Linked DNA regions of Homo sapiens: region 1 is linked to region 2. The links are chromatin loops, found by intact Hi-C in ENCODE. Cell type or tissue: PC-3. All regions are shown on one strand. Each heading gives the region's core, and the rest is flanking DNA. Links, peaks and the distances in the headings are about the cores only. Region 1 has its middle 12 kb from the start of PPP1R1C. Region 2 overlaps PPP1R1C (protein phosphatase 1 regulatory inhibitor subunit 1C).

Evidence for each region. Peaks named below come from ENCODE experiments on the same cell type or tissue, not always from the same donor. Only the 100,000 strongest peaks of a DNase experiment are listed, where the experiment ranks them.
Region 1: a loop joins it to region 2, with 4 times the contacts of the local background. A loop is called at or near these places in 32 of 110 quality-filtered maps.

The regions. Positions count from the first base shown.
Region 1 is chr2:181,967,272-181,980,225 of GRCh38, forward strand. It overlaps a transcript of PPP1R1C not described here. Among named protein-coding and RNA genes, the nearest start is that of PPP1R1C, 12 kb to the right of the region's middle. In PC-3, for the core only: no CTCF peak of the experiment used is centred there; no DNase peak of the experiment used is centred there.
Region 2 is chr2:182,061,506-182,074,459 of GRCh38, forward strand. PPP1R1C (protein phosphatase 1 regulatory inhibitor subunit 1C) reads left to right here. Exons shown (of 5, transcript NM_001080545.3): 4 at 2,226-2,286. Among named protein-coding and RNA genes, the nearest start is that of PPP1R1C, 82 kb to the left of the region's middle. In PC-3, for the core only: no CTCF peak of the experiment used is centred there; a DNase peak (open chromatin) is centred at 5,396; H3K27ac peaks cover 964 bases.

The DNA of each region.
Region 1 (12,954 bases), core at 3,687-6,186, 95 kb before region 2:
TTTTTTGGTTTCAATTTCATTTATTTCTGCTCTGATACCTGTGGGGTTTTTTTTCTTGTACTAATTTTGGGTTTGGTTTGCTCTTGATTTTCTACATCTTTAACAGGCATTGTAAGGTTGGTCATGTGAAGATTTTCCACTTTGTTGATGTGGGTGCTTATTGCTATAAACTTTCTTCTTAGTACTGTTTTTGCTGTATCCTACAGGTTTTGGTACAATGTGTTTCCATTTTCATTTATTTCAAGAAATTCTTCAACTTCCTTCTTAATTTTTTAATTGATCCACTGGTCATTCAGGAGCATATTATTTAATTTCCATATGTTTGTAAAGTCCCAAAGTTTGTGTTTCTGTTGTTATCAATTTTCCTTCCTTCCTTCCTCCCTCCCTCCCTCCTTCTCTCTCTCTTTCCTTCCTTCCTTCCTTTCTTTCTCTTTCTTTCTTTCATTCTTTCTTTCTTTTCTGAGATGGAGTTTCACTCTTGTTGCCCAGGCTGGAGTGCAATGGCACATTCTTGGCTCACTGCAACCTCCGCCTTCCAGGTTCAAGCAATTCTCCTGCCTCAGCCTCCAGAGTAGCTGGGATTACAGGCACGAGCCACCATGCCTGGCTAATTTTGTGTTTTTAGTAGAGAGGGGATTTCTTCATGTTGGTCAAGCTGGTCTCAAACTCCCAATCTCAGGTGATCCACCCGCCTTGGTCTCCCAAAGTGCTGGGATTGCAGGCATAAGCCACTGTGCCCGGCCTGTTATCGATTTCTAGTTTTACTCCATTGTGATCAGAGAAAATACTTGATATGATTCCAGTTATGTTTTTAATTTATTAAAACTTGTTTTGTGGCCTAACATGTTGTCTGATCTTGAGAATGATTCAGGTGCTGAGGAGAAGATTATGTATTCTTTAGTTGTTGGATGAAATGTTTTGTAAATATCTTTTGGGACCATTTGGTCTGTAGCATAGATTAAGTCCAAAGTTTCTTTGTTGATTTTCTGTTTAGATGATCTGTCCAGTGCTACAGTGGGGTGTTGAAGTCTCCAGCTATTATTGTATTAGCATCCATCTCTCTCTTTAATGCTAGTAATATTTGCTTTACATATCTGGATACTCCAGGGTTGGGTTTATACGTTTATAGTTGTTATATCCTCTTGCTAAAATGGACCTCTTTTTCATTATATAATGACCTTTTTGTCCTTTTTATAGTTTTTGTCTTGAAGTCTATTTTGTCTAATATAAGTATAGTTACTCCTGTTCTATTTTGGTTTCCATTTACATGGAATGTCTTTTCCCATCCCTTTATTTTCAGTCTATGTGTATTTTTATAGGTGGAGTGTGTTTCCTGTAGGGAACAGATAATTGGGTCTTGTTTTGTGATCCGTTCAGCCACTCTATGGCTTTTGATTGGAGAGTTTAGTTCTTTTACATTCAATGTTATTATTGATAATGAAGGACTCACTACTGCCATTTTATTATTTGTTTTCTGGTTGTTTTGTGGTCTTCTCCTCTTTCTTTACTTCTTTCCTTTTAGTGAAGGTGATTTTCTCTGGTTTTAAATTAAATTTTCTTTAATTTATTGCTTTTTATTTTTGTGTATCTGTTGTATGTTTTTTGATTTGAGGTTACTTGAGGCTTGTAAATATCATCTTACAACACATTATTTTAAAATGATGGATTCATAATGATTACAAAAACAAACAAGCAAAGAGAAAACAAATAAAATCTGTAAATTTTAACTTGATATCCCCCTGCTTTTTAACTTTCTGTTATTTCTATTTGTGTCTTATTGTACTTCTTATCCTTCCAACTTTGTTGTAGTTATTATTTTTGATAGGTTTATTGTTTAGTCTTTCTACTCAATATATGAGTAGTTTACACACCACAATTGCAGTATTATAATATTCTGTTTTTCTGTGTACTATTACCAGTGAGTTTTATACCTTCAGATAATTTCTTATTGCTATTAATGTCTTTTAATTTTGTACTGGAGAACTCCCTTTAGCATTTCTTGTAGGACAGGGCTAATGTTGATGAAATCTTTCAGCTTTTGTTTGGGAAAGTATTTATTTCTCCTTCATGTTTGAAGGATATTTTCTCTGGTTATACTATTCTAAGATACATATTTTTTTCTTTTAGCACTTTATATATGTCACACCACTCTCTCCTGGCCTATATGCCTGTATGATTTCCATTGAGAAGTCTACTGCCAGATATATTGGAACTTCTTTGTTATTTGTTGTTTTCTTTTTCCCTCTTGCTACTTTTGGAATCCTTTCTTTATCCTAGACCTTTGGGAGTTTGATTATTAAATATCTTGAGGTAGTCTTATTTGAGTTAAATCTGCTTGGTGTTGCATAACCTTCTTGTACTGGTATCTTGATATCTTTCTCCAGTTTTGGGAAATTTTCTGTTATTTCTTTGAATAAACTTTCTACCCCTGTCTCTCTCTCTACCTTGCCTTACAGCCAAAAACTCTTAGATTTACTATTTGAGGCTATTTTGTAGATCTTGTAGGCATGCTTGTTTTTTATTCTTGTTCTTTTGTCTCCTCTGACTATGTGTTTTCAAACAGCCTGTCTTCAAGTTCATCAGTTCTTTCTTCTGCCTGATCAATTCTGCTGTTGAGACTCTGATGCATTCTTCATTATGTCAATTGTATTTTTCAAATCCAGAATTTCTGTTTGATTCTGTTTAATTATTCCAATCTCTTTGTTAAATTTATCTGATAAGATTCTGAATTCCTTCTCTGTGTTATCATGAATTTCATTGAAGTTGCTCAAAACAGCTATTTTGAATTCTCTGTCTTGAAAGGTCACATATCACATATCTCTCTGTCTCCAGGATTGGTCCATGGTGTCTTGTGCCTTATTTAGTTTTTTTTTTTTTCCTTTGAGGTCATGTTTTCCTGGATGGTCTTGATGCATGTGGTTGTTTATTGGTGTCTGGGCGTTGAAGGATTAGGTATTTATTATAGTCTTTGCAGTCTGTGCTTATTTGTACCCATCCTTCTTGAGAAGGCTTTCAGGGTATTTGAAGGGACTTGCATGTTGTGATCTAAGATATTGGTCATTGCAGCCATATCTGCATTAGGGGGCACTCCAAGCCTAGTAATGCTGTGAATCTTCCACCCTCATAGAGGTACCACCTTGGTGGTCTTGGATAAGATCTTGAAGTATTCTCTGGATTACCAGGCAGAGACTCTTCTTCTCTTCTCTTACATTTCCCCAAACAGAGTTTTTCTCTCAGTGCCGAGCTGTGCAAAGCCAGCACAGCCCTAGGTCTTGACCAAAGTCCATGATAACCACTGCTTGGCTATCACCTATGTTTGCTCAAGGGCCTAGGTCTCTACAATCAGCAGGTGGCAAAGCCAGCCAGGCTTATGGCTTTTCCTTCAGGTGGCAATTTCTCCCTGGCCATGGGTGGGTCCTGAGATGCTGTCCATTAGCCAGGGCCTGGAGTCAGGAAGCTTAGGAATCTACCTAATGTTCTATTCTACTGCAAATGAGCTGGCACCCAAGCCATAAGACAAAGTCCTTCCTACTCTTCCATCTCCTTTCCACAAGCAGAGGGGACTCCTTCTGTGGCCACCACTGCCCCAGTTCACGGAGAGTACTGACTGGCTACCACTGATGTTCACTCAAGGCTCAGGGGCTGTTTAGTCAGCTCATGGTGAATGCTGCCAGGCCTGGGCTGTCCCTTCAGGCCAGTGGGCTCCCCTCTATTTCAGGACAGGTCCAGAAATGCTATCCAGGAGCCAAGGCCTGGAATCAGGAGCCCAAAGAGCCCACCTAGTGCTCTACCCCATTGTGACCAGGCTGTTTCCATGCCACAAGACAAAGTCTCCTTTACTCTTCTGTTTCCATTTCTCAAGCAGAATGAGTCTCTCACCACAGCCATGACAGCTGGGAATGTGCTAGTCACACCTGAAGCCAGCACATCTCTGAGTTACACCCAAGGCCCACAGCGAGTACTGCCTATCACTGCTGATTATTCAGGCCCAAGGGCTCTTTAATCAGCACTTGGCAAATCCTGCCAGGACTGGGTCCATCCCTTCAAGGCAGCGAGTTTCCTTTTCATCGAGGGTGTGTCTAGAAATGTCCAGGAGCTAGGTCCTGGAATGGGGGACTCAGGACTCTGCCTGTGGCCCTATTCTACTGTGGCTGAGCTGGTATCCAAGTTGCAAGACAAAGTCCTCTTTAATGTCCCCTCTACTCTCCTCAAACAGAAGGAAGGAGTCTCTTTTGGTGCTACAAGCTGTGCTGCCTGGGGTTGGGGAGTTGGCACAAGCACTCCCTTGGCCACCCCAGCTGGTGTCTCACTAGGTCACGTTCCCTGCAAGTCCCCTCACTCCACACTTAGCACAGCACCAGACCTTGCCAAGGAATTGCAGTCCTTGAGGCATAGATTGCCTTTCAGGTTTATTTAGGGCCCCAGAGTACTGTAGGCCATGGTCTTGAGGCTTGGTAGAACTCAGGTTCTGACTGTTGGGATGGATGATTCCTTTCTGTCTAGGGCTCATATAAATGCTCCCTCTATAGATGCCGGCTTAGTTCTGCCTGATGTTGCTTTCTGTTGTGCCAGGGCAACACTGAGTTCCAATGCAGTCCCACAATCCCTTTGCTCTCCTTTCCTCAAGTGCACAGATTCTCTTTGCTGCACCACATGGCCACTGCTGGGGGATGGAGAAGGGATGGTGTCTGCAATTCAAGCGTATCTTTACTACCCTCTTCAGTGCCTCTTCCAGTGATATAAACTTAAAACCAGGTATTGTGATTGCTCACATGATTTTTTTGGTTCTCATGAAGGACTTTTGTGTGAATAGTCATTTAATTTGGTGTTTCTGCCAAGGGGACAATTGGTAGAGACTTTTATTTGGCTATCATTCTCTGTCTCCTCTCTCAATCTGGAGTTCTTTACTCAGCCAAATTCACTAATGTGGGAAGGGAAAGAAAGTCATTTTTAGATATTCGAAGTCTTGGAAAGTTTAATACCTATGAATCATTTCTATAAAGCTTACTAAAGAATATACTTCAGTAAGTCAGAGAATAAATCCAAGACAAAATGTGTGATGTACGAAAAATGGCGAACAAATAGATGATTTCACTGTGGCAGATGAGTGAAGCCTGTGGAAAAGGTCATGCTGAGCATCTTGTTTCTTTGGAGGTGTATGTGGACAATAAACGTGTATTCATCCATTATATAAATTATTCGTGTAATTACTTTTTAATAGGACAAAAAAAAAACACAATACATCAACAAAGTCCAGAGGATTGAGCAACAAAGCACTTGGAGGACATTTTAGCAGAAGGAGCATTTGAACTTGGTCCTAAAAGTAGAGATGTTTGCTAAGTAGCAAACATAGGGTGGAAGGGTGCTCTGAGTCACTACAAGTGACCATATGTACAAAGTGAAAGGACTTGGGTTATTCAAGAAAGAGTAAGTTCAGTGGTGATTATGGGGTACATGGCCTGAGGTGCGCCTAGAAAATAAAGTTTTAATTTCTATTTTCTATAGAGTGCCAGATGATGAGCTAAACTGATTTCCTTATCATACTTTCTTAATTACCTACTCCTATCATTCATTTTGTTCCATGACTCATTATTTGTACTGGAAAATAAAGCTTAGCACATTACAACCTGCTAGAAATTTCATGTTCTTTCTGAATTAAGAATTATCTGTTTGCTTCCAAACTCATTATGCATATATTACACAAGCAGTATAATGAGTCATATGTTACGCTTTTTAAAACTGGATCATTAAGAAATCGTAAGAACAGATGTATAACAGTTCAAAATCTCAAGAAGCAGAGACTATGGGATGGCACTGGTGATCCCCAAAACAGGTTGCTGTGGCATAAATATGATCAGTAAGCATCTTTGACTCATAGGCCAGACCAGGCCCACCCCAGACCACCATGACCAAGACACAGAGGCAAATGCTCTCAGTCAATATAGGTTTCATGTTCTTACCGAGACATTTGCTTTTACTGGAAGTGACTCATCCTAATCAGAAAATTATTTTATTTTTAATGCTCCGTTATTTGTAGATATGAATAAGCCTACATTCTGCATGGAAACATAGGCAAGCACTCAAGAACAGCTCTTTTGCAGAGTTTACGCAGAGCCAGAAGATTGCTAAACTGAAGCAACATAAGTCCAAAACTTGAAATCATTTATAAAGAACTTATTTTTGTTTAAATAGATGTTAGAACTCAGAGAACATATACAAAGTACTAAATGTGTGTATACCATTTACATAGCAGATAGGGAGGTAAGCAGAAGAAGCAAGACAGGAGAGAGCTATTTGTCAAGTTTTATAGTGATAATAAAAAAGGCAAGACGAATGTTTCAGTGTCAACTGAGAGCTGATCATTTGTTGAAGATTAAAGGCAGAAGAAAAGGGACTTTTGGCAAAGCAGATCTTTCTGTAACGCTGTTAGTACAAAAAATAATTGGCTGCCTTTTGCAGAGATGTTCTAATCAAATACATTTCTTGAAAAAGTAAAGGCATACTCAGGATGAATACAGCATGTAATGTATGGCCCCACTGACATCTACATTCTATGAAACTTTCAAATTATATTTATATTTAATTTAAATTTACATCCCTGTTTTCTTTTTAAAAAATATTTTGAAAAGGTTGTCTAATCAATTACTGTTAGCACCAACTTTTTATTTCTGGGGATTGATTAATTAGTTTGTGGGTTATGCAGACATTTGATGACTTGTTTTTTCCTTGTATCTTGCCTTTTAAACATTATGTTAAATAGTAGCATTTTACCAAGATTGAGAGATAAGAGTTGAAATTTAAATCAGTCAATTATGCTACCTTGGAGTATTTATAAGGCTTTATATATGGGTGGGTAGAGACTTTAAGGTAAAAAAAAGTCATTAAGGAAAGAGAAATGGAACCAATATCTAGAGTTGACTTAAATCATGTATTTGCTGTTTGTCCTCTTTCCCACAGGAATCTAAGAGATGGTTGTGAATATTAATTAAAATAACATACAGAAGATTATACTCTGAGAATATTTCTTACTTGATATTTATCTATGTTACATAAATTCCAAATTGGATTCCATAGAGTATATTTGAAGGTGCAAATGAATTGAACAGAAGATGCTGTTAAAATATTTCACAAAACAACCAGAAATTCAATGAAAGTATCTTAACTGCACTTTAATATTATCACAGAATATATATATTCTAGTCTTGTCACAAACTGTAATTGGAAAAGACTGTGATCATACTCCCTTGCACAAAGATTTGGTATCCATTCTGAGATTGGATTCTTCTAGAATAAATATGAATCTGAAGCATCTCCATGTCAACCTTATATACAGTGGACCCTTCCTGGAATTGAGGAACTCAGATTTTCCAATTGTGCTATGTGATTTTCAGAAACAATTTGAGAATGTTCAGGTGTAAAGGTGTGAAATGGAGAAGACAGTCACTTGGGGTTGGAAGACACCCTTTGCCTGAGAACTATAAATCAGAATGCTCACTGGTTTCCAGAGAAAGTGAGAGTAGTTAGGCAGCAGTAGCTGCCTGGAACTACCTGATTTTCCACTAGCTATACCTGAACATCGTTTAAAAGGTTATACATATTTTAAAGTGCTTCACCATTATTAGGAGTGCAGTCTTTCCTGTCTTCAATCATTTGTAATGTCTCTCAATAAAGGCAGTACCCCAAATGCTTTTCCTGATACCTGCAAAATAAATGAAAGGAGTCCACTAAAATTCTGATGACTGTCAAGATTGTGTCAGACATCAATCATATGGGGTTACAAGGCACTGACTTAAGGGACTCTTAAAACCCTGCTTTGAAAAATTATAATATAAAATTTTGGGGGTAATTTAGATCAGTGTTCCTGATGAAATGTTTTGAAGAACTAAACTGGAGATAGTACATCAGCCTGGTAGTTATTTGTTGCCTTTTTTTTTTTTTTTTTTTTAGAATGTTTTCTCTCTTCAAGATTCTCTTTTGAAAGACATCTAAAAAGGTAAGACTGGGCAAGACTTTGAGAGAATTTGTTCTTTCAAGTCTTCCCTGATTGATAACTATTGCTAAAATATAGTTCATGGTTTGCCTACATCAGTGATGGTGCATAATACTATTTATATTTTGAACATTTCCTCTGAGTAGAAAATGTGAAGTTCATTCAAATTTATGGAGCTTCATCTTCGACTGTGTTTATTCTCTCTCTTTTTTCTCTCTCAGACAACACATTCATTTATTCTGTTTTAACTATGTAAAAAAATAAGAATATGTTGCACTTGTTATCCATAGCTTAAAGAAAGAATTAACAAAGCTAAACCAATAAAATAATAGCTATTTAACAGGAAGCTATAAGAAAACACTCTCCTGGTTCTTTCTCTTTTTATTTTTTATTTTATTATTATTATAATACTTTAAGTTTTAGGGTACATGTGCACAATTATTATTGTAGTTCGTTTCCATTGTATTACATATGTCAAGTACAATGCATATTGAAAGGCCCTCTGTGTACCTATAATATTGCTCTTATAGGTAAATGTAAGAATGTTAGGAACAGTGTTCTTTTGCATTAAGTAAGGGAGGTAAATTCAATATGATTTTGGAAATAATGATCTCATCCAAAGTAGCTTGTCCTTCATTAGAAGACAAAGCATGTTTTTTTGAAAAAGAGCTCTATTTTAATTTCTCTGATTTAAGAGAGGGTGTGAAAAATCTTTTTCTGCATCAAAATGCAAAAGAACCTTAAAAATATTATTTAAAATTATCTTTGTTATTCTGGCTCTTAATTTTTTATTAAAAAATTCAAATGTGCTCATTGTATAACATAGAAAATCATAAAGAGAAAATATATAACCTATAAACTCACCATCCAGAGACAACCCCATTAACATCTCAGAATATATTCTTCCAAACATTTTTCACACATCACACACAAAAGTATAAGTAAGCGTGTATGTATATGTCAGTAGGTGTTTAATGCATGAGTACATGCATGTGTATATATGGATACAAATCTATAATGAAATTATACTAGATACAGCTATACTATTTAAACATTGTGTGAAATTTTTGAAAATTATTTGGAAACCCTACCAACAACAGAGTTCTAGAAGTTACTCTGAATCCAAACCAAATAAAATCTTATAACATTATTTTCTTCCATTGTATTACCAAACTATTTAAAATGTGAAGAATTTTGCAAATGGGTTATTTATTCATTTATTTATTTATATCGTTGAGTAAGAGGATCATACCTATAATCTCCTACAAAGGCTACTGGCCTACTGTTCAGGAATCCTGAGTAATTCTCCTCACCTTAATATAAATTTTATCTATATATCTGTATATCTATATCTATATCTATATCTGTATCTATCTATTCCTCACTCCTCTCTGTCTCTTGAGTATTTTAAACATCTTTCCCCTCTGGCTACCTCCTTGCAGCCCAGGACATATTCAAGTCTGGTTCATCTATAAAATAAATCTAAAAAGCTCCACTCCACTCTTGCTCTTGCTCTCTACTGTAAGGTCCCATGTTTGAAGGAGGCTTTCTTTTAACTGTCAAGGTGTTTTTTAAAGAACTTGCCTAAATTATGGGCCAGGCACAATGGCTTATGCCTGTAATCCCAGCACTTTGGGATGCTGAGGCAGGTGGATCACTTGAGGCCAGGAGTTCAAGACCAGCCTGGGCAACATAGCGAGACCCTGTCTCTACTAAAAATACAAAAATTAGCTTGGCATGGTGACACATGCCTGTAATCCCAGCTACCTGGAGGCTGAGGCATGAGAATCACTTGAACCCAGGTGGAGGTTGCAGTGAGCTGAGATCGTGCCATTGCACTCCAGCCTGGGCAACAGAGTGAGAATCTATCTAAAAAAAAAAAAAAAAAAAAAAAAAAAAAAAAAAAAAAAAAGCTAGGCTAATTTTTTATCACCTACCTATTTCCCACTCTTTCCCTCAATATAACTACTAGAATTCAGTGGATAATTTTTAGATGTTTGTAATTACATCCTCTGTAGTTTTGACATGCTGATCACATGTTTCCTAAAGAAACTCTCTTCAATCTTTATTTCCATGTTGTTATTCTTTCCTGGTCTTCTTACTCCTCTGATTGTATTTTTGTGTGTGTGTGTTTGTTTCCATTTTGTCCTCTTTTCCCCCTTAACATTTGGGTTTATCAGAATTCTACACTTTTTTCTTATCTTTGCATTCCACAAACTGCTTGGATTAATTTATCTATCCCCATGTCTTTCAGGGCTTATTTGACAAGGACTCATATATTATGTGTATACCTTCAAGACAGACCACTCTTCTGTGTTATAAAATAGAAAACTGTAAGAATAATACTAATGATTTTTAAAGTGCCTAACAGGACACTTTAAAAAGTGTGGTGGCTCATGCCCGTAATCCCAGCACTTTGGAGGCCAGCAACCATTTTTTATGTCCATAGTTTCTGTAGGTCAAGAATCCAGGTAAGGCAAAGTGAAGATGACTTGTCTCTGCTCCACTATGTTGAGGGCCTCAGTTGGAACTCTCACAACTGGAGCTGACTCACGTGGCTGGGGACTGGAATTACCCGGAGGCTTCTTCACTCACATGTCTCATGGGGTAGCTGTGATGACTCAAAGTCTGGGCTCCACTGGGGCTGTTGACAGGAATCAGCATGTGACATCTTGTATTAGTCTGTTTTCATGCTGCTAATAAAGACCTACCTGAGACTGGGTGGTTTATAAAGCAGAGAGGTTTAATGGACTCATGGTTTCACATGGCTGGGGAGGCCTCACAATCATGGTGGAAGACAAAGAAAGAACAAAGGGATGTCTTATATGGCGGCAGGCAAGGGGGCTTGTGCAGGGGAAGTCCCAGTTATAAAACCATCAGATCTTATGAGACTTATTCACTACCACAAGAAAAGTATGGCAAAACCACTCCCATGATTCAATTAACTCCACCTGGCCCTGCCCTTAACACATGGGGATTATCACAATTCAGAGTGAGATTTGGTGGGGACACAGTCAAACCTCTGCATGCGACTTGGGCTTTTCACTGAATACCTTCTGGGTTCTGAATGTGCCTCATGACAGAACATTTGGAGAGTAGGCAGACAGAGCAATGCCAGAGTGTTTTTCTTTGCACCATGATGTCTGGGGCATCAGATCAGAGACTCAAACAGCTGGAGATGACTTGAATAGCTAGGGATTAGAATGCTTTGGAAGCTTCTTAACTCGCATGGCTGACACCTGGGCAAAAATGACTCACAGGTCAGGCTCAGTTGAGGGTGCCCACTGGAGTACTCACAGGTGGTCTCCATGTGGCTTTGCCTTCTTCACAGTGCAGTGGCTGTTTTCTGAGAGGGAGCAGTCCTAGCTGGAGGGACTGGAGGGGTGTTACACAGGAACTGAGTGGAATGAGCATGGCCTTTTATGAACCAGCCTCAGTAGTCAGGAAGCATCACCTTCTCTGTGTTCTATAGTTTACATATGAGTCACTTAGGCCAGCCGAGATTTGAAGGGAATTAGACTACAACTCTTGGTGGGAGAATAGTAAGGGCCATTTCAGAAAAATATGGGGAATGAGAGAGATTGTTTCTTCCATTTTTGCAAAAATAGATACCCCAATACCCCTAACTGAGCCTAGCTTTTGAGTCATTCTTGCCCAGGTGTCAGGCATGTGAGTAAAGAAGCCTCCAGAGCATTCTAATCCCTGGCTATTCAAGTCATCTCCAGCTGTTTGAGTCACAATTATGCCATGTGCTGAACAGTTTTCATGAATTACCTCTTGGAATCCTTATATCAATTCTATGAAATAGTTAAGAGTTTTATCCTTATTTTAAATTTTAATATTCACTAATTTTAACAATGAGAAAATGTAAGGAGTATTTCCATCTAGATAACATACTTGGACTAAACCAAGTCTAGAGTAATTGATTTTTATTGTTGTTCTACATCTTATCCTTACATTTTACCATTTAGTGAGTGATATGACCCCATATACTAGGCTGCTAAATCTGAATTCGTAGTTCATCATTGTTCCAACTCTCTCTTCCGTTATTATCATCCAATTTCATTAAATAACTATATTCTATGCATCTCCCTCTCCATTTTCACTGCTATTACTTTATTTGAGGCTTTTTTTCATTTCTTGAGTAGATTTTTATACATCCTCAGATAATCTTGTCTCTGGTCTTGACCCATTCCAATCTACTTCTACATGGGCACCACAGTGATCATTCTTTAAAAAACCTAAATCAAATTGCCATACTCTCTTATGTGAATCTCTTTAGTTCCTGTCACTGCCTTCAGAGTAAATCCCACATTTCTTTGCATGGGCAAGAATGACTCAAAAGCTAGGCTCAGTTGGGGGTATCGGGGTATCTACTTTTGCAAAGAAATGTGCATGGCATGCAATGTTGTCATTTCTTCCTCTAGGTCAGGGACTGAGTGAAGATAACTGGGTGTAAATAGAGTGTACGTAGTGTTAGAGGCGATGGAGCCTGTCTCTATGTAAAAATCACTTCTTTGCATAGAGAGGGCAGCTCTGTGACCTTGTGGATATCAGGGCCCAGCTTTGCAAGACTTTCTATTTTATTGAGAAGCTGAATATCTTTATTTTTGTGTGTTTTTGTGTATTTTTAAACATGGTAGCAATTAAAAACAACAACAACACCTGTAGGCAAATAAAAGAATGTCTGTGGCTCACAGTCAGACATCACCCTCCTACCTAGGTCCCCTTTCCACTTCCTATAACTCCTTTTGATCATGGCGTCACCAGCTCTATGGTGCTTATTTTTATAGGATTCTGCCTTCTTCTCTCAACTGTATGTTCTTTAGAGGTTGGGATCTTATTGTATTTGTGTTTGTATCACTGTGTCTGTCATAGAATGAGATACTCAATAAATATTTGTTGGATGTATAAATAATATTTATGAAAGCATTTTGGAAATGAATATATTTCTAGGTATACTC
Region 2 (12,954 bases), core at 4,020-6,519:
AATGTGTTCAAATCAATTAAAAATGCAAAAATTTGCTTGATTTGATGTGATATAAATAATGATACAACTGTAATAAAACTTTAGATTGCTCCTTCTGACTGAATAAACAGTAATATAGTGTCATTAAAATCTCTGCCTCTCAGTTACCTTTATTCTCTACCTATGTAATGCTAACCCCTGAAAAAACTTTTAAAATAAAACATCACTTTTAATGGCAAAATGTGGTATTGACAACTTCAATTTATTGAGTGATTATATATGCACACCACAGGCTAAGCCAAGTAATGCTGGAACCCCAGAGCAAGGAGATGGGGTTGGAGGGATGACACCTCTTACAGGGTCTTCTGGTATGTGGAGCCAAAAGTCTGAGGCCAGAGTCTAGGGGGACTGAAGTCTCCAAAGCCTGAGTAAACAGATCCAACGGGTTCACCTAGAAATGTACTCAGATTTAAATTCAGCAGGCTGTCTGAACACTGTCACTCTCTATTCCCTCCACATACATGTGTAGGAGTTTATATAGAAAATAGAAACCAGGAGAGGCCAGGAGAGCATATAATATAGAATATATGAAACACAAAGTGAATAAACTAGTTCCCAGAAATGAAATAAATATTGAATAGGATGCTGTGCAGGGTTACCTAATCAATTCCCTTGATCGTAGGTGTAGGCAAACAGCAATACTTAAAGAGAAAAATGTAGAATGGACAAAATATCAAATAGTATATCACAAGACTTTTCTGAAAATTTTGTGAAACAGTAAAAGTGGAAAAGCTTTCAAAACTAAACTCTTACATAAATATAAATTAGTTTTTATTAGTAAGTTTACACTGTGTTACTAAACAACAACAATAAAAAAATTTCTGTAGATTTAATTTTCTATTTGATCTTTAAATATGTGTATGGAAGTAAATATTAAAAATCCCTAAACTGATTCGTTCTCAAAACCAGCCAGATGTGACTGAAACAGTAGAAGTGCCCCAGAAATGTCAATCATCCACATATTTAACATTAATGTAGAGTCACCCTGTCTACACCTGTGCATAGTATGTAGGTATCACAAAACTCTATTCTGGAGAAATTTGCTTACACTATTTGCTCATCTGCTATGGATTTGGTAACTGTTTTGTTGAAAGGTTTAGTTTTTAATTGATTGCTTTTGCATCAGATAAATAACATCTCGATGATACCTTTGAGGGCAGTTAATCTTTAGCAAGCACAAGGAAAGAGGCCTCAAGCTCTATTTACAACTTTGTAAAACAGTTTCTAGTTTAAACTTTGTACATTATGTTCTTGCTAATGTGCATAGCAAGCCTGGAACAATCTTCAAAAAGTATGTTGTAACTATTTACACTTGAGCTTTTCAAAGCAAAAATAATTGCCCCAGATGCAAAAACTCATTGATTAAGACCCGTACACTTGCCACATTAAAACATAAATCAACATGCTATTAAAATGGAGTCTTTGGCATTTTCCGATTGGGGGTTAGACCATGTAATTTATTAAATGAATAATATGTATATCCATTATATAGGGCTCTGTATCCTTATCTGTATTTTGACCCTGAAATAAGTTCTTATTTTTGTCATTTTGAAATGCAAAATCTCTTCAATAACTTTATCCTGATCCAATAATGCTTAGGTAAGAGTGTCACATAACAGTTTTATTAGGAAAGGACTTATCTTTTTTTTTAACATATGAAGAATGTTACCTCAACATTATAATTCCAAGTAAATGGAGGTAATAGTTGAACATGTCAATTCAAGAGGGTTAAAGATTGCTGTTACTTTCCAAGGATCTTCATTGTTCCTCTTGAATCACTCAATAACCCCACGAACAGATACTATTATTCCCTGGACATAGCTTTTGGAATATACTTTGTCATGGAACTCAGACTGTTTTTCTCTCAAATGAAAAGGATTGGTGTCTCTTTTTCTCTTTCTTTTTAAAATAAATTAATGTTATTAGGTGGGAAAGTAAAATGATTTCAAGGCTGCCATGAATGAAGAATTTTATGATTAAGTAGACCCTACAACTCCATGTATCTCTTAAGTCTGTGATATCACTAACATGTATATAATTTCTCATTAATTAGATTCTATTTCATGACAGGGAGAAATCAGAAAGCTTTTCATAACATGGCACAGTATTTATTTCCCTCACAGGTCTGATGGCATCGTACTTTGTATCCAAATCTAAGGCTTTTACTTTTTTCTCTTTCTCCACAGTTACAGAATGCATCCCCTAAGCAAAGGAAGCAGAGTGTGTACACACCACCCACCATAAAAGGTACTGTTCAGGTACTGTTTCGGGTTGTCATGAGTGGTGAATCATGGCTGGTCGGCCGTCTGTTCTCTAGGACCACATATCTGATGATAAGCTAGATCTAGTCTCAGCTCTACAACTTAACAGTGTTATGTTCAGTAAGATATCTTATCTACTTAAAACTTAGTTTCATCAAGAGTAAAATATGGGGTTGAAAAAGAAATAGCTAGTGATCTCAGAATTTCAGTCTAGAAATTCAGTTTCCAAAATAATGACAAAGATTTTTTTTTACCGTTATTCGCATACTTCCTTAAAGAGATTTTCCCAGAAGCCCTAATTACTCTTGCCAGTGTTGGCAGATGATTACTGTTTTTCTCTTGGCTAAAGCAAAGCAGAATAACTTGAATTTCAGGGAGACTGAGGATGAAGTGTTGCCTCATTGTATTGTGTCAGGAGCAGCTCTAAGAAACTCAATCAAACCAGCTATTCACTGTACATGTAACTACTGTTGAAACAACAACTAAGAATCTAGTTCAGATTCTGAAATTTTCCCCAGAATTGGAACTGCTAAAAGAAGACCTGTCAGTATCTTGACCAACATCAGTTCCAGGGAAAGCATCTCTTATTTCTCACACTGAAATGTTCTTGATTTGAGGTAGAGTCTGTCCAGTCTACTCTCTCATGTTTTTTCCAGTCTGGTGCTTGGGCTGTGGGCCCAGTGGCTGATCATACTCAATTTGTCCAGCTCAGTTTCAACTGCATGAGAGGCCAGCTGAGCAGCTTCCTCTGGAGTTTGGAGAGAGGGCTAAATTGGGAGTGAAATTTCCCACTCTGTATTTGCTCTAGATTTGGGGCCTATTCAGGGAGGCGGGATATAAATGGACACATTAATAGCTACTTTCAGTAGACTTCCTTCCTCATGCAGCTATAAAACACCATGTTTGCTTGTTCATAAGACTGCAGAACATAATACAATCATCAGCATTGTAGTTTATTCCAGGGTAATTATTGAGACTACTAGGCATCTCTCTCTGAAGATAAGTTTAATCATTTTAAAGATATTTTCCCCGTTGTAAGTGATTTTGTACTTTCAAGACACATCAGTTTTGGCATGAATGGGCAACAAGGAAAAATATATGTTCACTCATTTAATGATTTCCTCTGCTCTATTTTAGGTTCACTTAAACTAAATAAAGTAATACTGTTCTCATGTCCTCAGAGAATAATACTATTATTTTTAAAGGAAAATCTTAAACCGAAAGTCTCAAGGGCCGATGATGTTCATTATATTTAGTTCTCAAATATCAAAAGAATGTGGGATCATAACATTTAGAGAAGTTAGTCCTGTTACACATTTTTGCATAAAGCCTTATACTCTCAAGTCTCCCCGAGATACTCATTTAATGATAATCATTTGTGGTCATAAGTTAATGGCTTGAGAAAGCACAGTAATTGTTTCAAGAGGATATCAGGGTATTACTACAAGTCACATAGGTTCTCATTTATAATCAGAAATGATTTGGAAGTCCCCTGCTTATGATAAAAGAAAAGAGAAAGCTAAATGCAAATATTTTATTTGGTTTACCTGTCCCTAAGAGCTAGAAATAAATATTTTAAGACAAAATGAAGCAATGGTAACATATGGCATCTTGTGAGCACATCAAGAGGCTTCAATTATAAAAAAGATGAAAGAACAAAGGAAATGTTATTAAGATCTTAAATATAATGATACAATTGCTCTGAAATGTATAATTCTTCAAATTGCAGTTGAATGGAACATGCAGTTATTGAGTGTAAAAACATTTGCTGAGGGCACCATGGTACATGCTTATAGTCTCAGCTACTTGGGAGGCTGAGGTAGGAGGATGGCTTGAGCCCAGGAGTTGGAGGCTATAGGGCATTATGATTATGCCTGTGAATAGCCACTGCATGCCAGCCTGGGCAATATAGTGAGACCCAGTCTCTAAAAAAAATTCTAAAAAGAAAAAAAGAATTTGTACTCACAGATCCTTGTTCTACATCTTGTCATTTGTGAATTTTTAAATGACAGATATCTAAATATTTCAAGATATCTATTAGGTCTTTGTCTCATGCTAAATTTTCTTTTTTCCAGGTTGAAATATCTTGATGTCAGTTATACCTGTTATTTAGTTATTTTGCCTTCATTCTTGATCTTATAATAAGCTCCACTTTGCCTGTATCATTCTAGAAGTCCATCATTCAAAATGAATCTAATGGTTAAGATGTGTTCTGATCAGAAACTTGTGGAGACTTCAATTATGCCTGAAACCTCCTTCAACCCAGATACTTTAATTCTATTAATGCAACCCAAAATCTTATCAGCTTTTTGTGGCAGCATTACACATTGTTGGCAAATAGTGAGCTGACTATAAAATCAAAATGTCCAAGTATTTTACAGGTACAGCTTTCCATATTATTCACCATGTATTCCCCATACTGATGTCTTAAATTTGTTTATATCAGAAACTAATACAGTACTGTCATCTCAATTGAATTGCCTATGTTGGAGACAGATTGTTACATCGGCATGTTATATTTTGTATCCTGACTCTATTATTCATTCTATTTTCAGCTATCTCAATTGTGTGTCATCATAGATAAGATAAACCTATTTTGTTATTTTTATCTGATCCATAACAAATGTATGAAACAAAACACAGCTAAAAGAGAGCCCTGCAGCAGCCCATATATCCCCTTCTAATTCACATTGATCCCCTTGTCACCATCATTAAACCATTTATCAAATAGACTTATTATATCAGGGTTCCATCCCTTCATCAGAGGTTATCATCAGCACTCCTATTAGATAAATTGTTGTATTTCAGATGCCTTGTGCTAACCATGAGTCATAAATTTATGATATATATTGTGCATAAAAATGACAGAAGTTGAAGTTTGCATAGAAAACAGACTTTTTCATTATCTTGTGTAATATTGTGTTTCATGATTATGCACAGAAAGTTCAGATTATCAGAAAAATGACAGCTGATGACTAATACCCACGTACATTTCTCTGGTGTTTATATGGTGGTCAGCCCTGTAATTTACAGAACAGCCAATTAAATTATTGTTGGACTGCTTGAATCATGTTTTCAGAAAAGTGGATTTGGATGTTAGGACAGGAAATGGCTGACTCATTTCTATCCCAATTTTGTGTGTGTGTCTGTGTGTGTGTGTGTTTGTGTGTGTGTGTGTGTGTGTGTGTGTTTTACTGGAATGCAAATGCCTTCTACTGAAGAAAGCAAAGTAAGTGCTATTGATTTAAACGGAAATTGGAACATTAAACAAAGCAGCTGACTTAAAAATGACTTTGTAGAGCAGGGCCTATTAGTATTGCATTACCATTCTTAATGCATAGCCAGTCAGATTTTTCATTTACTTCTGTAAAACATCTTTTTCCTCCCATTCTTCATGATTTCTTGTAAAGACTTCAGTATCTAGATATTTTTCTTCTAAGTCAAACAGACTTCTGATATGTCAAAAATACCTTTGTATGCTTACAGCATTTTAACACTGAAGCTTTTTTTTTTCTCCAAGGATGGCTATGATCTTGATTTTTTTTTCAACCCCTTCTCATAATAAAGAAATAAATACAAATACAGAATAAATCAGAGAGCAAATCAACCTGGACAAATAAGAAGGCTAACATGGATTTTGGAGGGTGGAAGATGAAAGTGGCAATAATGGCAAGAATAAGACGTACTTCAGATCACCAAATGAAACATGATCTTCCAATCAGGGAAAACTGCTGATCATGGTGATTTCCTGGAACTCAATATGAAAGGACATGGACTTTGGCGGACAAGCCATCACGGTTCCACCCTCAATGCCACCACTTATTAGCTGTGCAACCTTCAGAAAATCAATGGGTTGTTCACCCCACAAAACAACAACAAAGAAAAATATATTCAAATATGCTGGATGTATTTGGGAAGTAGAAATGAAGATTATGACCCAAGACGCACAGTTAAGGCAAGCCACATATGCATCCGCAGTGGGAAGGGTAAAGGGAAGTTTTATTGGCACAGGGGGAAGTTCATGTAAGGTACTTGGAAACAGAGTTTATTAGTTTCGGACACTCAGAGCCAGATTTGGCATCAGTTAATTGCCAATATAATTGAATGGCAATTTAATTACATTGCTGGACATACCTGTCCAGTAATGGCTGCAGATGCCATTACTGAACCGGTATTCTTTTGAGAACATCTTATCTGAATTGCAGTAGTCCTAAAGAAAGAATTTCTTGGGAGGTTATTTTAGCAAGTCCTTGAGACAGTCTTTATCTCAGCCATATAACATGAACTCCTCCTTTTGGCTTTTTGCTTTAGTGTGTTTGGGCCTGACAAAAAAGTGATTTCATCCTAGTATCTGCAACTTTCACAGGATTAGCCTGTCTCACTTCTCTCATGGGGAAAATGAAAGTGTTGTTTACCACATATGATTGCTGTAGGGACTGAATGAAACAAAATGTGTAAAGAAAATGCTTAGATCAGGCACACAATATGTGGAACTATTTTGAATAATTATTTGAACCCTGAATTGAGAGTGGCGAATACTCCTCCTCCGTTTCTGCTTCACCCTGCAGCATGAAGGAATGATTTTGAGAGAGACAGAGGAGAGGTGAAAGGACTTCCAGGAGAATAAAATAGCTTTGTTTTCATCCCAGTGAGACTTGAAAAGTCGGGTTTAAGATGCCTAGATGTAAAATCCATGTGGATTACCACGCTTGCAACATTCACTCCACTTTTGTTTAGCACTAAGCCTCAGGTCGGCGTGTGAAGTTTATCTTCAACATTTTGCTTTCTTTTAAACAAATGTGGCTTTTCCCTCATTTCACCTAGCTCCGGTCCTCAGACATCATGTCCTTTATTTTCCGACTATTATAACATTCCTGTAAGAGATACTGATATTTCAATTAATAAGCCTTGCAGTTCAAAAAAGTTGAAAAACAAAATGATAGCTGATGTTGAATTTTGGGGTGCTATAGCAGATTATGCAATAAATATTTCTTGCCAGAGGGATGAGAAGGAAATCATCACACCATATAAATGCAGCCTACGCTTAGGCAACATAGGTAAATTAACCATGGCTGTATTGGAATGTGACCAGTTCACTCTTCCTGATTTCAAATCTCCTTAAAATTATGACTCAAAAAAACTCTCAAAAGGAATAGACTGCTGTAATATCCTGTTCTCATTACCCGTCGCACATTGAAAATTGAAGGCAGGAAGAGAAGGCAGCAAGATCTCTTAGCCTCTCATCAGGCCATCTCCACCACACTACATTCCTTTTATAAACACTCCTGTCCCTCTGTGGGTGTTCTTCAGGTATTCATCACATTTTCCTTTCTAAATCTTGGCTTTTTTGTTTGTGCTGGCTCAGTTTGTTTACTGTGTAGGGTGGGGCATATTTATGCAGCTCAAGAAACATTTTGACAGATTTCTAGATAACAAGGAACATTCTAAATATATACAAGTCTCGCTTTCTTTTTTTTTTTTTTAAACCCAAGTATGCTCCTATTTCCAGACCCACTTCCTCTGGTTCTCTTTAATTTCTTCCACTGAGTTTTATGCTCATCTTTCCTCACATCTTTGGATGTGGAGGGTGGAGTCAGGTTGGAGAAGCAATTTGAGAATGTACCTTTCTTGCAAGTCACTAAGGTATCTTTTTTTTTTTGGAGGTCAACATTGAGAGAGAATGAAGGAAGAGGAAAATACCAGCAAGTATGGGTGAACTTCATCTTTTATGACATTGTCATGGATTATTAGGTTAAAAGGTTTAAAAGACCTTGAGATAAATCAAATTGAATTGCAAATTTAAAACAGAGTCCAGTAACTTAATTAATCTCATGTGATGCCACTTAAACATTGGAAAAGAAGAGCACCATTTGTCAATATGGTTCCATTCATTTGTCTATATATATGTTAACCTATTTTAAAATTAATTAATCTTTTAAATTTATATTTCTCTGTATAAATAACATAACAGCTTTTAAAATTGCTTTCTATTTGAGAAGCAGGGAAAAAGATAAACTTTTGCATTGGGTTTGAATAGCTGAATCAAGAATCAGTTTCTTTAAATATTTCCCAAATAAGCAAATAGCAACATTCAATTGTGTAAGTACTAATAACACACTGCCACAATCACATATGAGCCTTTGCCATGTGTGGAATGCTGCATTAAAGTGGGGTGGATGCAGAGGTGAAAAGCAGAGCCCTGGCCCTGTGGGAGACCAGTCTGGAGGAAGCAACATACAAGTGGATAGAGCATAGCATGGTAAGTCCTTTAATAGGGATTTAGACAAAGACATCTGGAGATGGGAGGAGACTCGCCACAGGCTTACTGGACAGGAGGGTAAGGCCACTTTCAGATCACAGAAGGGACAGTCATATTTACATATAAGTCTGGAGAGTAAAATGGACTAGGTCATGGAAAAGTGGAATACGTGGCTCATACCATGATCATTCCTCCTGCTCATGCACACTTGTGAAGCATTTAAGATGATGCTGTAATGTGGGCAGTTAAATTCTGCATGGACCATCACAAAGAACTTTGCTGCCATGCAAAGACTAAATAGGTCTCATTAATGGGACTATGTAGATAATATCACTTTCCAAAGCATTTGAAGCCCTTGTTCATTTGATTCCAATTTAAAATTTCTGCTTCACATCTTTGTCTTTCTTCTTAATAATATTACCTTTAAAACAGAATAAATCCCAACCAAAATTACATGTTTTAAAGTTAGATTTTATATTTTAGAACAGGTTTGGATTTGTAGAAAAATTCTGAAGATAGTACAGAGAGTTTTCATATACCCCATATCCAGTTTTCCCTATTATTTATGTCTCATGTTAGTATGGCACAGTTATAATTGGTAAATCAATAGTTGTATAAAACAGTTCTTGCATTGCTATAAAGAAATACCTGAGACTGGGTAATTTATAAAGAAAAGAGGTTTAATTGGCTTATAGTTCCACAGGCTGTACAGGAAGCATGATGCTAGCACCTGCTCGGCTTCTGGGGAGGCCTCAGAAAACTTGCAGTCATGGCAGAAGGTGAAGGGGGAGCCAGCACTTTCCATGGCTGGAGTAGGAGGAAGAGAGGGAGGAGGGGGTGCTACACACTGTTAAACAACCAGATCTCACAATAACTCCCTCACACACTATCAGGAGAACAGCACTGAGTGGGTGGTGCTAACCCATTCATGAAGGATCCACCCCTATGATCCAATCACCTCCCACCAAGCCCCACCTCCAACACTGGGGATTACAATTGTACATGAGATTTGGATGGGGACACAGATCCATGCCTTATCAATATGTATACGTTGTTATTAACTAAAGCCCATATTTTCTTGGTATCTATTTAGTTTTTTTCCTAATGTCTTCTCTTCTATTCTAGGAATCTATCCAGCATACCACATTATGTGTGGTTTCATGTCTCCTTAGGCTCCTCTGGGATGTGACAATTTCTCAGACGTCCCTTGTTTGTGATGACCTTAAACGTTTTGAGGAATACTGGTTAGGTATTTTCTAGAATATCCCTGTACCGGGATTTGACTGATGTTTTTCTCAGGATTATATTGAGGTAGTGGATTTTTGGAAGAAAGACAGCAGAGATAAAGTAACATTTCATCCCATGATACGAGGGGCACATACTACCAATATGGTTTATCGCTGTTAATTTTGACCTTGATCACCTGGCTGAGGTAGTAGTTTTGGAGATTCTTCACTGTAAAGTTATCCTTTTTTTACTCCGTTTCCATACTGTACTCTTTGGAAGGAAGTCACTGTGTGTAGTACCCATTTAAAGAGTGGGAAGCTGCACTCTACTTCCTTGAAGGAAATGTCCTGTACACACATAAATCATTTGAAATTCTTTTGCACAGATTTGTTTCTCCTCCTCCATTGATTTATCTGTTCATTTATTTTCATCATTATGGACACATGGATATTCATTTTATACTTTGGATTATAACTCAATACTATATTACTTACTTTGTTGCTCAAATAGTTCCTGTTTTGGCCTTTGGGAACTTTTTCCATTGACTCCTGTGTCCCATTGACATATTCCATTAATGTCAGGGTGTTGGTTTGTTTTAGAATATCTTTACTTTCTGGGACTACAAGATTCTCTAGGCTCATTTTATGTATTTCTTGTCCCAGTCCTAGAACCAGCCTTTTCTCCAAGGAGCTCTCAAATATAATTTGAATTCCTATTTGAGTCAGTATTCTACAAAATATATGTGTGAATAAGCATGTGGTTGCTAAAAATGGAGAAATCTATCTCCTTGCAAAAATGTGTGTACACCACGTCCATTAATGTAGGCGCTATCAGTATGCTAAGGTGTACACACTCCACTCATACTAATGCTAATAGGAATCTCAGGAAGTAAAAACAATTCCTCATTACTAGAATAGGCAGATGCCATTTTTATGGACTTGCTCTCCTTTGTTTTATGCCTAATGGAGTGTTCCCTGATGTTTTCTGAGATGAGATTTGTATTATCCCTTTATAAATGTGGAATTAATAATAGACTGGCAGCCTTCTTGACGCTTAGCTGTTTGCTTTACTTAAATCAAAGATTTTAAAAAAGATGTTTATAATACCTTACAGTTGTGTAGTGTAGTGCTTCAACATATACAATGTGCTTTTGTATAATTATTTGGCTTTTATAGAAAACTATGAAAGGTAACTAAAATAGTTTATTTTGGAGGAAAGTGTGGATTACAGAGGAGCAGGGTTCCCATGTTAAGTGTCCTTCCCCTTTACAAAACTAAGTCATGACCTGAGCCTTTTTTTAGGGTGTCCTATGAAGTTTTGTTAGAATAGCAACGGGCCTCATTTTTTCCATTTGCCCATCTATCCTGTTTGCCCTAACTAAAATACAGAGACCATGCAACCTTATAGCTTGATGGAAAATTTTTACAAGATCTTTTTATACCAATGTTTTTACAAAATGCTTGGTATCTTTGTTTTTAATAATTTTAAACTCGTGTTATTGATCCTTATGTAATAACAGTTTTGTACTCAAACCAAGCTTGCCTTTAATCTTGTCTGTCTCCAGCTTCTCTCCCTCTCCCAGACAGCTGACCACACAAATCTGACTGTTTTGTTTTAGATTCCTTCAAGTGTTCACTAATTCCTTTAGAGTAAGTCCCTGGAAATGATGTACAGGTCTCTTTATGACCTTGCCTCTTCACTCCTGTCCTGCCTTGCCTCCGGCCACAGCCTTCTTTTTTCCATGCTGCAGCAATGCTGAGCTGCATTCAGTTCTTTGAAAATAATACGTGGTTTCTGGCCTCTATGCTTTTGTTCTGCAGTGTTATTTACATAGAGGCGTTTCTTCGTCCGCCTTCCTGCCAGTTCTAAATCCTTTTAGCTGTGCTTCTTTGAGACTGAGAATGCATTTTATATACCTATATATGTGATATCTGTAATTCCTTCTAGCTAGACTGCGGAGCCCTTGAGGGCAGGGCCCATGTCCTATTTGTCTTCCAGGAGCATTCTGATCTGTCTTCTATTTGAATTTTAGAAGACTCCTAGTCAATGGTGAATCAGTGAGTAAATAATCTTTCTGATTTAAAAATAAGCATCATTGGCTTAATTTTAGCCACATTGAACAAAATTATAAATTCATTCACTGACTCACACCTTCATTCTAGACTCTAATAAAATGCTTGCTGTCTGTCTTCCAGGTCATTTATTAGGCTCTTTTAGTTCAAGATAAGCTAATACAGTCCCTGTTTATATGAAAAATGTTGTCAAATGAAAAAGAAAGTTATTTAAAAAATTGTAACTTGTAAGTTCCCTGAGATTGATATGGACAATGACATTAGAACACAGAGAAGGAAATAGCTGGCACTTCCTGTCACAGCTAGGGAAGACTGTACAGAAGAAATGAATGGCATCTGTAAGTTGAGGGATGAGTGAGATTTTGCTAGAGAAATATCAGGGGTAGATTCCAGAAAGAGGGTTTGGCAGACCTGAAGGCACAGAATGTGAATGGGCACGTGAACTTTGAACACTGTGGGGTGGGGGCAGAAACTGTGGAGGAGAAAACACTGAACAGATGCAGGGGACTTGTCAAAGGTCTCCTGTGTCCTGTGCAAAAAAGTTGGGATTGTATCCCGAGACAATAGAGCACTTTTGGATAATTTTGAAGATTGCTTGACACGTTGCCATATTTCTTGTGAGTGCTTTGAAGATTTGGGACCAGGGCAAAAGGACAAAGTAGTTAAAAATTCTTCTTCTTTTTTTTTTTTTTTTTTGAGACGGAGTCTCACTCTGTCGCCCAGGCTGGAGTGCAGTGGCGCGATCTCGGCTCACTGCAAGCTCTGCCTCCCGGGTTCACACCATTCTTCTGCCTCAGCCTCCCAAGTAGCTGGGACTACAGGCGCCCGCCATCACGCCCGGCTAATTTTTTGTACTTTTAGTAGAGACGGGGTTTCACCATATTAGCCAGGATGGTCTCCATCTCCTGACCTCATGATCCGCCCGCCTCAGCCTCCCAAAGTGCTAGGGTTACAGGCGTGAGACACTGCGCCCAGCCAAAAATTCTTCTATGATAAGTTGTATTTGCCTCAGTTTATCTGCTTGTTCCCAGTGCTCTTATTTCTACAAGAATGGACAACTGTTAGCACCAATCTTTCTTTTTCTTTCATGCATTTA